Linked DNA regions of Mus musculus: region 2 is linked to region 1. A link is a loop called in an ENCODE intact Hi-C map of the cell type or tissue named here. Cell type or tissue: heart. All regions are shown on one strand. Region 1 holds the start of Npr2 (natriuretic peptide receptor 2). Region 2 has its middle 5.6 kb from the start of Olfr71.

Region 1 (5,000 bases):
AAGTTTGACCAGTCATTGGTTGGCCACTTACACAAGTTATATGCCACCTTTACCCTAGCACACCTCGCAGACAGGACAAATTGCAGGTAGAAGGTTTTGTGGCTGGGTTGGAGTCCCAATGCCTTCACTGGAAGTCTTGCCTGGATACAAGAGATGGCCCATGTAGGTTCCATATCCCTTATTACTAGGAGTCTTGGCTAAGGTCACTCTTGTAGATGCCTTCGATGCCAGGCTAGCTCAGGCAGTAAAGCATGAGACTCTCAGTCATGATATGTTTAACCTTCCTTTCAAAATTACAGAAAAAACCTTTCACCGGATATTAAAAACCTTGTTAAGCTGGGCCTGGGAGACGGCTCAGTTCATAAGAACTTGCTGTACCCGAGTTTCAATTCAAGAACCCAGGCAAAAGCTGGTTATAGTGTGCAGTGTGTGCCTCTAATCCTCGCACTGAGAAGGTGGAAGCAGGATCACTTTGGATTGCTTGTCAGCTAGTGTGGCCGAATTGGTGAGCACCATATTTAGTCAGAGAGTCTATCTCAAAAATAATAAGGTGAAGAATGGTAGAGGAAAACACTGGGTGTGGACTGTTTTTTGGTTTTGGTTTTGGTTTTTTTTTTTTTTTTTTTGTACACATACATACATTGCACATACCTGTGGAAAACAAACCACATGTGTACACGATAAATAAATAAATAAATAAATAAATATCATTTAATTTTGCTGACTGGCCTCTTCTGTCTAGACACACCGCTAATTGGAAGGAAGAAAGCACACTGGATGGTGCTTGAAAGTTTAATCCTTAAGATAACGCCTAGTTCTAAACACCGAGAATAATGGACACAGCTGCACCTGTGCTTCCCGGGTAACTGTGGTGCCTGTCTCTCACTGGAATCCACAGGCGTCCCTGAAAGACTTGGCTGGGCCTTGGTGGCCGAGACACTGTGAGTCCATGAATCAGCAGAATTTCTACCAAGAGGCTCCTCACCTTAGGAATCAGGGAACCCGGTTTCCAGTTTCTGTTCCACCACTGAAAAGCCATTTCGGATTAGAGGGTCGGGGGTGGGGGCTGGGGGGTGGGGATCGCGACTGTGTGACCTGTCTCTTGGCGGCTGCTTTCGATTTCGATTATTTCTGGGCAGGTGGACTGGAACCATTCTACCTCTGCGCTCTGTGAGTTGGCAATGTTATGTTATTTTTGCCCTGCTCTGCTCTTCTCGCGAGAACAGTGATTTGGTTGACTGGTGTGGAGCTGGAGAACAGCATGTGGTGAGTGCCTGCCGCATCCTGGAGACTGAGGCGAGGAGCACTGGGAGTGGGAGAGCAGCATGAGCCATGCCCCCAGTACCTGTTTCTAAACAAGTAACTATAAACAAACGAATAAATAAATAAATAAAATAATATACATAAATAAGTAAATATAAATAAATAGAATAATATATAATATACATAAATAAGTAAATATTTATAAATAAGAGAGGAACCATTTTTTTTGAGACATTTGCTATTTAGCTCAGGCAGTCTCTGAACTCACTATGTAGCCCAGGCTACTCAAATTCACGGTCGTTCTACCTCAGTCTCCCAGTCCCAAGATGACAGGCCTGAGAGTCGTGTCTTTTTCATATTGTCCATCCCCTTTGTGACTGCTCTTCCTTTTATTGCCCAGACAGAGCATAATTCCTTTTCACCAACAGGATTGACAGCCTGGAGCAAGAATTCATTTCCCTCGGTGTTCTTTAAAGGGGGGAGGGGTACCCATAAGCTTCTATTTGGATAGAGCATCCAGCAGGGCCACTTGTCAATGTGGCTTTCTTATGACCTCTGTGTTCACTCCAGGGACCAGGGTTTTTAGCTGTGTGCCCCTCTAAGGCAAGAGCTGAAACAATTAGCTTCTTTCGTGTTCCAGCCTACAGCAGCCAGAACTCATGGCTCTGAATAAAAAGACTCGGTCCTTAATTTCTCCTCAAGCCACTAGGGGTCGCCTTCATCTCAGAGAAAGATTGTCCTCAGCCTGCAAGCTCTCAGTCTCTGCTGGGGAGCCTTTGGCTTCTTGGCACTGTGATTTCTGGAGAAGTGGCTTCAAGTGGGAGAGAAACTGGCTGTCGGCATGGAGGAGAATGTGTTTATGTGCATGTCCTTTTTGATAATTTGAGAACTCCCCAAGGTGCCATAGCTGTTCCCTTTGCAATGATGTCATCTCTCACAAGCTGTTCTTCCAGATGGGGTCAGCACTCCAGATAAGGGGTACCTGGATGAACTTTCTAGCCTGGAATTTTAGGAGTGAGGTGGATCCCTAGGTGGGGGTACAATGAACTTTAATTGCTGAGGCCTGTTAGGCTTAGTCAGTCCATAAGCTCCCACCAAGTGTGGCTCAGGAAGACAAAAGGACAAGGCCCTGGGAACAGATGGCTGATGGATCCAATAGGCATAAGAGCAGAACGACCGTGGAGACAGAAACAGAGTGGAGAGTTGAGTCCCCAGGAAGAGGAGGACTCGTGGACTCCATAAAGATCCGAGAAGAATGGAGTCCTTTGGTGCCATGAGGGTCTGACTTCCTCCTGCCTGAGGAAAAGCACTCTGGCGTTGAGGAGATGGGTAGAGTTTTCCCTACCCAGGAATAAATGGATACCCAGTGATTGGGGATTTCTGACAGTTTCCTGGAGACTGGAGCATCTGCGGAAATCTGATTGAGTGAATGGACTCTAAGAAAAGTGGGGTGTCAAGGGAAGAAGGCAGGCATGAGTGAGATGGGAGCAGTCCTGTGCACAAGGGGCTTGGGGGAAGCAGAGGAAGGCCCTTACAGTATGGGGACGCCCATGAACCTCGCTGGCCTAGAGGCCCGGGGTGCTGAGCCCCTGGGGCGCTCACCGGGTGGTTTGGGGACTGGGAGGTCCCTGGGCGCCAGGCAGGGGTGGGGGTGGCAGCAGCAGCCGGAGGGTGGGGCCGGGCGGGGAGGGGAGGGGGAGGGGCGGGGTCGGGCGGCCTGCCGGGGAAGTCACACTCGGCCGCCGCCGCGGGCGCAGCGAGCGGAGACGCGCCGGGCCGAGGCGACCTGACCTGGACGAGCGAGCGGCGCGCGCGGGGGCCCAGGCGGGGGGCGGGAGGCAGCGGCGGGCAGCGCAGGCCGCCGGGCCCGGGAGAAGCGGAGCGGAGAGGAGCGGGGGACACGGGCGGGGCCGCCGCAGCTCCGGATGGGACCAGCGCCCGGGCCCGTTAGTCCAGGCAGGAGCTTCGGGAGAAGCCGTCACTGGGAGAGTCACCCCTGCCTTTCCCTCCCCTCTGGCCCAGGCCTCGCTTCGCTCCCTGCCTGCCCATGTCCCAGTCCTTCCGCGGCGGGCGCCCTCCCACCTCAGCCCGGGGCTCTGGCTTCTCGCAGCTCTTTGCTCTCCCGGCCCGATCAGCTGTGAGGTGTCCCCGGGCCGTTTCTTTGTGCCAGCCTCCCCCAAGTCCCTACCCCATCCCAGGCTCAGATTCCTCCCTTCTCGGCTTGGAATTGTCAGGCTACTTCACCTCTCACTGTCCTCATCCCGGTCGCAGGCCCCCTTGGTCTCTTCTTCCTTCTGCCACCCTATCCTTAGTCCCTGGACCTGGCTGTGGGCTGGTAGCCCACTCCTTCCCGACCCAGGTTTCCCCCCATCCTCTTCTTGCGTGGTCCCCAGCACTTTCTGTATCCGGGCCGACTAAGCTTGCCCCCACTTCTCTTCCTGGCCCTCTTCCCCAGGCTCCAGGCTGGGTGGCGCTTGTGCCTGCCCAGTAGGCCAGAGCGGCCCCTGGTTCGGGGGACCGTGGGTCAGCTGCTCTATCCCCATGGCACTGCCATCCCTGCTGCTGGTGGTGGCAGCCCTGGCAGGTGGGGTGCGTCCTCCGGGGGCACGGAACCTGACGCTGGCGGTGGTGCTGCCAGAACACAACCTGAGCTATGCCTGGGCCTGGCCACGGGTGGGTCCTGCTGTGGCACTGGCTGTGGAGGCACTGGGCCGGGCACTGCCCGTGGACCTGCGGTTTGTCAGCTCCGAACTAGACGGCGCCTGCTCTGAGTACCTGGCACCACTGCGCGCTGTGGACCTCAAGCTGTACCATGACCCCGACCTTCTGTTGGGCCCCGGTTGTGTGTACCCCGCTGCCTCTGTGGCTCGCTTTGCCTCACACTGGCGCCTTCCCCTCCTGACTGCGGGGGCAGTGGCCTCTGGCTTTGCAGCTAAGAATGAGCATTATCGTACCCTGGTTCGCACTGGCCCCTCTGCGCCCAAGCTGGGTGAGTTTGTAGTGACATTGCACGGGCACTTCAATTGGACAGCTCGGGCTGCTTTGCTGTATCTGGATGCTCGCACAGATGACCGGCCCCACTACTTCACCATCGAGGGCGTCTTTGAGGCCCTGCAGGGCAGCAACCTCAGTGTGCAGCACCAGGTGTATGCCCGAGAGCCAGGTGGCCCTGAGCAAGCCACCCACTTCATCAGAGCCAACGGGCGCAGTAAGTGTGGCCCGGGCTGTTTTAGAAACAGGGGAGGTGGGCCGCTATGTCCCTGGAGCAGTGCAACACAGAGAAATAGGCAGAGATAGGAAGGGGAGAGTTCTATGTGATGGTTGGGATGGAGGAACTTTTGAGGACAGAGCTCCTGAGAGAACCTGGCATCAGTCAGAGGTCAGCAAGGCTGAGCCTGGGGCTGGGGTTTGAGTAGTGGATGTGGGTGATGTCTGATCTGAAATGTGCACCTGTCTGTGAGCAGAGACCCCTTAGATTGGAACACAAAGCCTCTTGGTAGCATAGAGATGACTCTATGGGTTCAGGTTTGATTGGGAAAGCAGGTAAGGCTCACACAAAAATTGTGAGCACAAGTGCTTGTGAGCCTAGGGAGAGGTAGGCAGGAGGGGACGTGGGGGCTGTGAAGTCTAGCAAACACAGCTTTGGGGGAAGGAGGGGCTTGGGTCATCACGCCAGTCTCTGGGGTCTGGAGTTGGGCTCTGACTTGGACCAGATGGTCCATGTGGCCCCAGGGCAC
Region 2 (5,000 bases), 81 kb after region 1:
GAAACTGAGGCCCAGTGAATGAGAGTGGGAAGCCAAGGCCCCGGTAGTTCCTCGGGGCTCTCCACCCTTCACTTCCTCTATGCAAACCTGTGTCTCACCTCCGGCCTCCTCACGACCTGTGCACTGCATCCCTGGAAGAATTTTCACTCCAGCCTGACTTTCCAAACCTTGGAAACATGCCTAGGTTTTTTTTAAATTGAGGAATTCATGAAGAGTTTGCAAGTTGATAAAATTAAGTGTACCATTTAGAATTTGGCAGACTTATTTTAAGGGCTGAGCACCCCGCAGGAGTCTCTGAAGTAGGTGGAATTCTGGTGAGATCAAGGCTGGATGGCTCTCAGTGGCTGACTGCAGGCAGGAGGGGCTCTCCGTTCTGGGCAGATCTCAGTGCTCTGCTGGCCAACACCCTTCTAGGGAGCAAGTGGGCCAAACAGAGGTGGCACCGTTCGAAGTGCCCTGTGTGCCGAGGGATTGCACAATCCCCAAGGCGACTTAAAGAGAGGAGAGGAACTGTGCCCAGCTAACAAACTTTGGGGTGCTTCAGGGAGGATGTCCCAAAGACCCAATTACACTAGCAAGTCTCCAGTCTAGTTAGGGAGCTTAATTAGTGTAAAAGAAGTTGGAGAAAGTGACTTGGGGATCAGGAACCATGCTTGCAGGTCAGTCCCCAGCCAGAATTGGCCCAGGAATGCTCACAAGTAAATCCATGAGTGGATAGGAGCTTAATGAATGACTTCGTAATTAATGACTACATAAGCAGTTTGAATAAGTTCACAAATTAAACTGAAGGACAATGAGCAAAAAAAAAAAAAAAAAAAAAAAAATGAACACTGCGACCCACCCAGGTGGGCGTGAGGGGTCTTGGGTCATCTCTCATCAAGAGTTTACAAAATTATAAAATCTGGGGGGCGGGTAACAAGGGAGCTACTGGATAGAGAGACAAGCAAAACTGTCTTGTTTTGGCTATCTGAACGAGCCAGTGTTTGAAGACTGTCTCGACCGAGACCTACTGTATGGACAAGAGATTGCTGTAGAGAGGTCCAGCGGCAGCCCAGTGTCATTTAGTGAGGCAGAGGATGGCCATGATTCACCGTGTCACTTGTCCTTGGTCAGTGCAGAACAGGTGGCCAGTGACCACTATCCTCTGCCTCCACCTGGTCCCTTTTCCCTGTACTCATGGCATCAGTGTGACACCTCTTCACTGAAGTTCCTAGCTTCCAGGATCCATGCCTCTGGTGGCTTAGGGGGTCTCTTTAAACAGCGTTCTAAGGTGTGTGGGGTGCGGCTTAAAGCACACCCTTCTCTCCTAGACACAGGGCTTGATTCCCTGCCTCAGACAAACCCCACGGCACCGCTTCATTTTAGAACTGGGCTTTGATTTTTGCTGTTGTTGTTGTTGTATTTTAAAAAAAGAGTTGTTTCCTTTTTATTTTATGTGCGTTGGTGTTTTGCTTGCACACACATGTCTGTGTTCTTAATCTCTTCACCCCATTTTTTAAAAACCTTTTACTGCTATATTTTGTTCCATCGATATTCAATTATTTGGAGCACACAGCTTTCTCTATTGTGTGTGTGTGTGTTCATGTTCCCAAGTTATAAATACATTTTAAAAGTATTTTTTTCCTGATAAATTTTCTATTGTGGCTCTCTTGAGACAGGCTCTCACTCTGTAGCTAGTGCAGGCTAGCCTGGAACTCATGGTGATCTTTGTTCCACAGACTTTTCAACTTGTTTTCCACTTTGGCTCTTTTTCAGACCGTATCTTCTCTGCACTGGGTAAAGTCTGCACACTTATGGAAGAATTTATTATAGACTGTCTTATCACAGACCTTAAAAGTTGCCTTTGTCATAACTAATTTCACAGGTCCGTGTGTGTCTATTTTTGGACACACTGGCCCATTCTAAAGGAATGCCTCTTCTTGTCCTCACACTGCAATAACTGCCGTGGTGGTCACCTCACAGGAAACGAACAGCTTTAAAAGCTGCTGTAAGCCAGCCCTTGGCCCTGTCAGCCCCTTTCAACAATTCTTTGGCTATTATTGCACATTTCTTTCCTACACGAATTTTGCAATCAGTTTGTCATATTTCATGAAAGGTCTTCTGGTGATTGACCGGCTGGTTTGGGATGGGATTGATATCTTTACAAAAATCAAGTTTACTCATGCATGGACATTGTCCCTTCATTAATACATGTCTTTGGCTTTGTTCTGATCACATGACTCTTCTTATATGTCAACAGCGTGATTTACAGCAGTATCTGTGTGTGTGAATGAATTCTGTGTTTCCTCCTGCTGTTTTGTTTAGTCCTATTTTGGGGAGGTGAGTTGACCAGCTCCCAGGCTCCCCCTGGTGGCCACCGAGCCAATGCTGATTTCTTTGAAAATGGAGTTGGAATCCCAGTAAAATCCTGGACTGGGGCACTCAGGCCCTGACAGATTAATTACTATGGCAGAAAGAATTTTGAATCTAGGAACAAAATAGACATAAAAGCTGGGTATCCTTGGGTGACTGTCCATATGGCCTCTGGGGCTCTACTAGTCTCTCAATATTAGGAAACCTCGAAGAAAGATGTATTTTCGATCCTCATCCAAAGAATCCAGCCTTCCAGGAAGAGCTAAAAGGATGTAAAATAGTGTCTTCTAGAAATGTCATGGCTGCTGTACTCATGAGCTTGCTGTGGTCGTTACCTGCTCAAGACCTGTGCAAGATCAAGCCAACTAGATCAGTCAGCATTCCAGTGGAGAGAGGGGGGAGGGGTGGGAGGAGAGAGAGAGAGAGAGAGAGAGAGAGAGAGAGAGAGAGAGAGCGAGCTTCCGAATGATGGGTGTGAAGGCGATGTGATCAAGACACATTGTATGCATAAATATAAAATAAAAATATCTCGGTTTCTCAAACCCCTCACCGACAGATCCTGTTCTCTAAGCTTTATGATGATTTCGCACCATTTTCTCTTTTCCCATTCCTTTGCAGGGCTGATGCTTGAGCCAGGCAAGTGCCCTACCTCTGAGCTAAACAGCCAGCTGCTCCAGATGTCATTTTCAATAAAGCAAACCCTCAAATGTCATTTCACTTTATGAAGCAGGATGGCTTTTCCTATTAATAAACTCACCAATTAGAAAACTACGTCCCAACTTCTGGTTCAGAGAACAGGCTCTTGTGACTGCTGCCCCCACACTGGAAACCTTTCTGAAGCGCTGCTGTAGAAGGCAGAATTTGTCCATAGTTAAACAAAGAGATTCCCAAAGAGTCTGAAAAACAAGAGACAGTGCTACCAGCTGGCCAGAGACACTGAGGAATACCTGGGAAATGGTAACCAGATGAGTTGGGAGAAACCACAGCCAAAGAAGGAGGGAGCTGCGACGTGGCAAGGACAGGGAGGGCCTCAGGAGGCCATTGTCATCTGAGACCAAAGGGTCTCTGGAGGAAGGGAGAGCTCAGGTGATGGCCCCGCGCCCAGGACAGGGAGACAATTTGTGTGTGAGAATCACAGTCCCAAAGAGGCACAAAGTCAGAGGTAGGGAACACTAGATGAGAAAACACCCGACCAATAAGAAGCAGAACGCACTCAAGAGCGTCAGCACCGGAGGAGGAAAACTGGACCCAACAAAGAATTAGCACGGAAGAAGACAAAACAAGCAGAAGACTTGAAGCCGAGTGATTGACACAGGGACAAGAATAGATACTTTTTTTCCATCCACAGAATAGTAATCAATCAACATGAAAGAAAAGCCAGCTAAAGAATGTGAGTTGGGCCATGGTGGCACACTCCTTTAGTCTCAGCGCCCGGGAGGCAGAGGCAGGTGGATCTCTTGAGAATTCGAGGCCAGCCTGGTCTACACAGTGAGTTCCAGGGCTTATGTTAAAAGCAGGTTACCAAGTCAGAAGGCTAATTAACGAATATTCCGTAACAGCCAGGTCTGTAATCTCTTCACGTGAGCAGGAGGATTGCCAGGTATTCTAGGCCAACCCTAGCAATATAAAATAAAGAGAAAGGGTCGGTGAGAGGGAGAGAGGGAGGGTTGAGGAGGGAGGGAGGCAGGAAGACAGGAAGGGGGCGATTGCCCCTCAGCTAAGGTGATGGCTGCAGGTGGATTTCCATTGCTGGGACACCCGTGGGAGACAGAGAAACCTGACTCCCGCAGTTGTCCTTTGACCTCACACACGTGCTGCCAGGGTCATGCTTGGCTAAACTTACAGATGTGCCATTTGACTGGCTATTCATTAGTTTGGACTGTGCCCATCTTCTGACCGTTATAAACAATACTGCTATGAACATTGTGGGGAAGCAGAGCTTCTTTTCCTTCTAGGAGCAGAGTGGCAGTCATATGGAAATTCTCTCTTTAACGTGTTGAGGAACTACTGGGCTCTTTTCCAAGGTAGCTGCCTCATTTTGTACCCCTGCAGCTGTGCATGAAGCTTCTGGCTCCTTGGAATTCTTACTAATATCTGACTCACTCTTTCTTTCTCTCTTTCCTCCCTTCCTTCCTCCCTCCCTTCCTTCCTTCCTTCCTTCCTTTCTTTCTTTCTTTCTTTCTTTCTTTCTTTCTTTCTTTCTTTCTTTCTTTCTTTCTTCCTTCCTTCCTTCTTTCCTCCCTTTCTTTCTTTCTTTCTTTCTTTCTTTCTTTCTTTCTTTCTTCCTTCCTTCTTTCCTCCCTTCCTCCCTTTCTTTCTTTCTTTCTTTCTTTCTTTCTTTCTTTCTTTCTTCCTTCCTTCCTTCTTTCCTCCCTTTCTTTCTTTCTTTCTTTCTTTCTTTCTTTCTTTCTTTCTTTCTTTCTTCCTTCCTTCTTTCCTCCCTTCCTCCCTTTCTTTCTTTCTTTCTTTCTTTCTTTCTTTCTTTCTTTCTTCCTTCCTTCCTTCCTTCCTTCCTTCTTTCCTCCTTTTCTTTCTTTCTTTCTTTCTTCCTTCCTTCTTTCCTCCCTTTCTTTCTTTCTTTCTTTCTTTCTTTTTTCTTTCTCTCTCTCTCTCCCCCTCCCTCCCTCCCTCCCTCCTTCCTTCCTTCC

The links. Peaks named below come from ENCODE experiments on the same cell type or tissue, not always from the same donor. Only the 100,000 strongest peaks of a DNase experiment are listed, where the experiment ranks them.
Region 2: it touches region 1 in a loop (6-fold over the local background); 25 of 42 quality-filtered maps call a loop at or near these places.

The regions. Positions count from the first base shown.
Region 1 is chr4:43,628,381-43,633,380 of GRCm38, forward strand. It overlaps Npr2 (natriuretic peptide receptor 2), which reads left to right and starts at 3,555. Exons shown (of 22, transcript NM_173788.4): 1 at 3,555-4,471. The coding sequence starts at 3,805. In heart, a CTCF peak has its summit at 1,978 (motif pointing right); DNase peaks (open chromatin) are centred at 2,041, 3,161, 3,821 and 4,151; H3K4me3 peaks cover 3,109 bases; H3K27ac peaks cover 2,001 bases; H3K27me3 peaks cover 993 bases.
Region 2 is chr4:43,709,684-43,714,683 of GRCm38, forward strand. No RefSeq gene overlaps it. Among named protein-coding and RNA genes, the nearest start is that of Olfr71, 5.6 kb to the left of the region's middle. In heart, a CTCF peak has its summit at 2,357 (motif pointing left); a DNase peak (open chromatin) is centred at 2,341; H3K27me3 peaks cover 290 bases.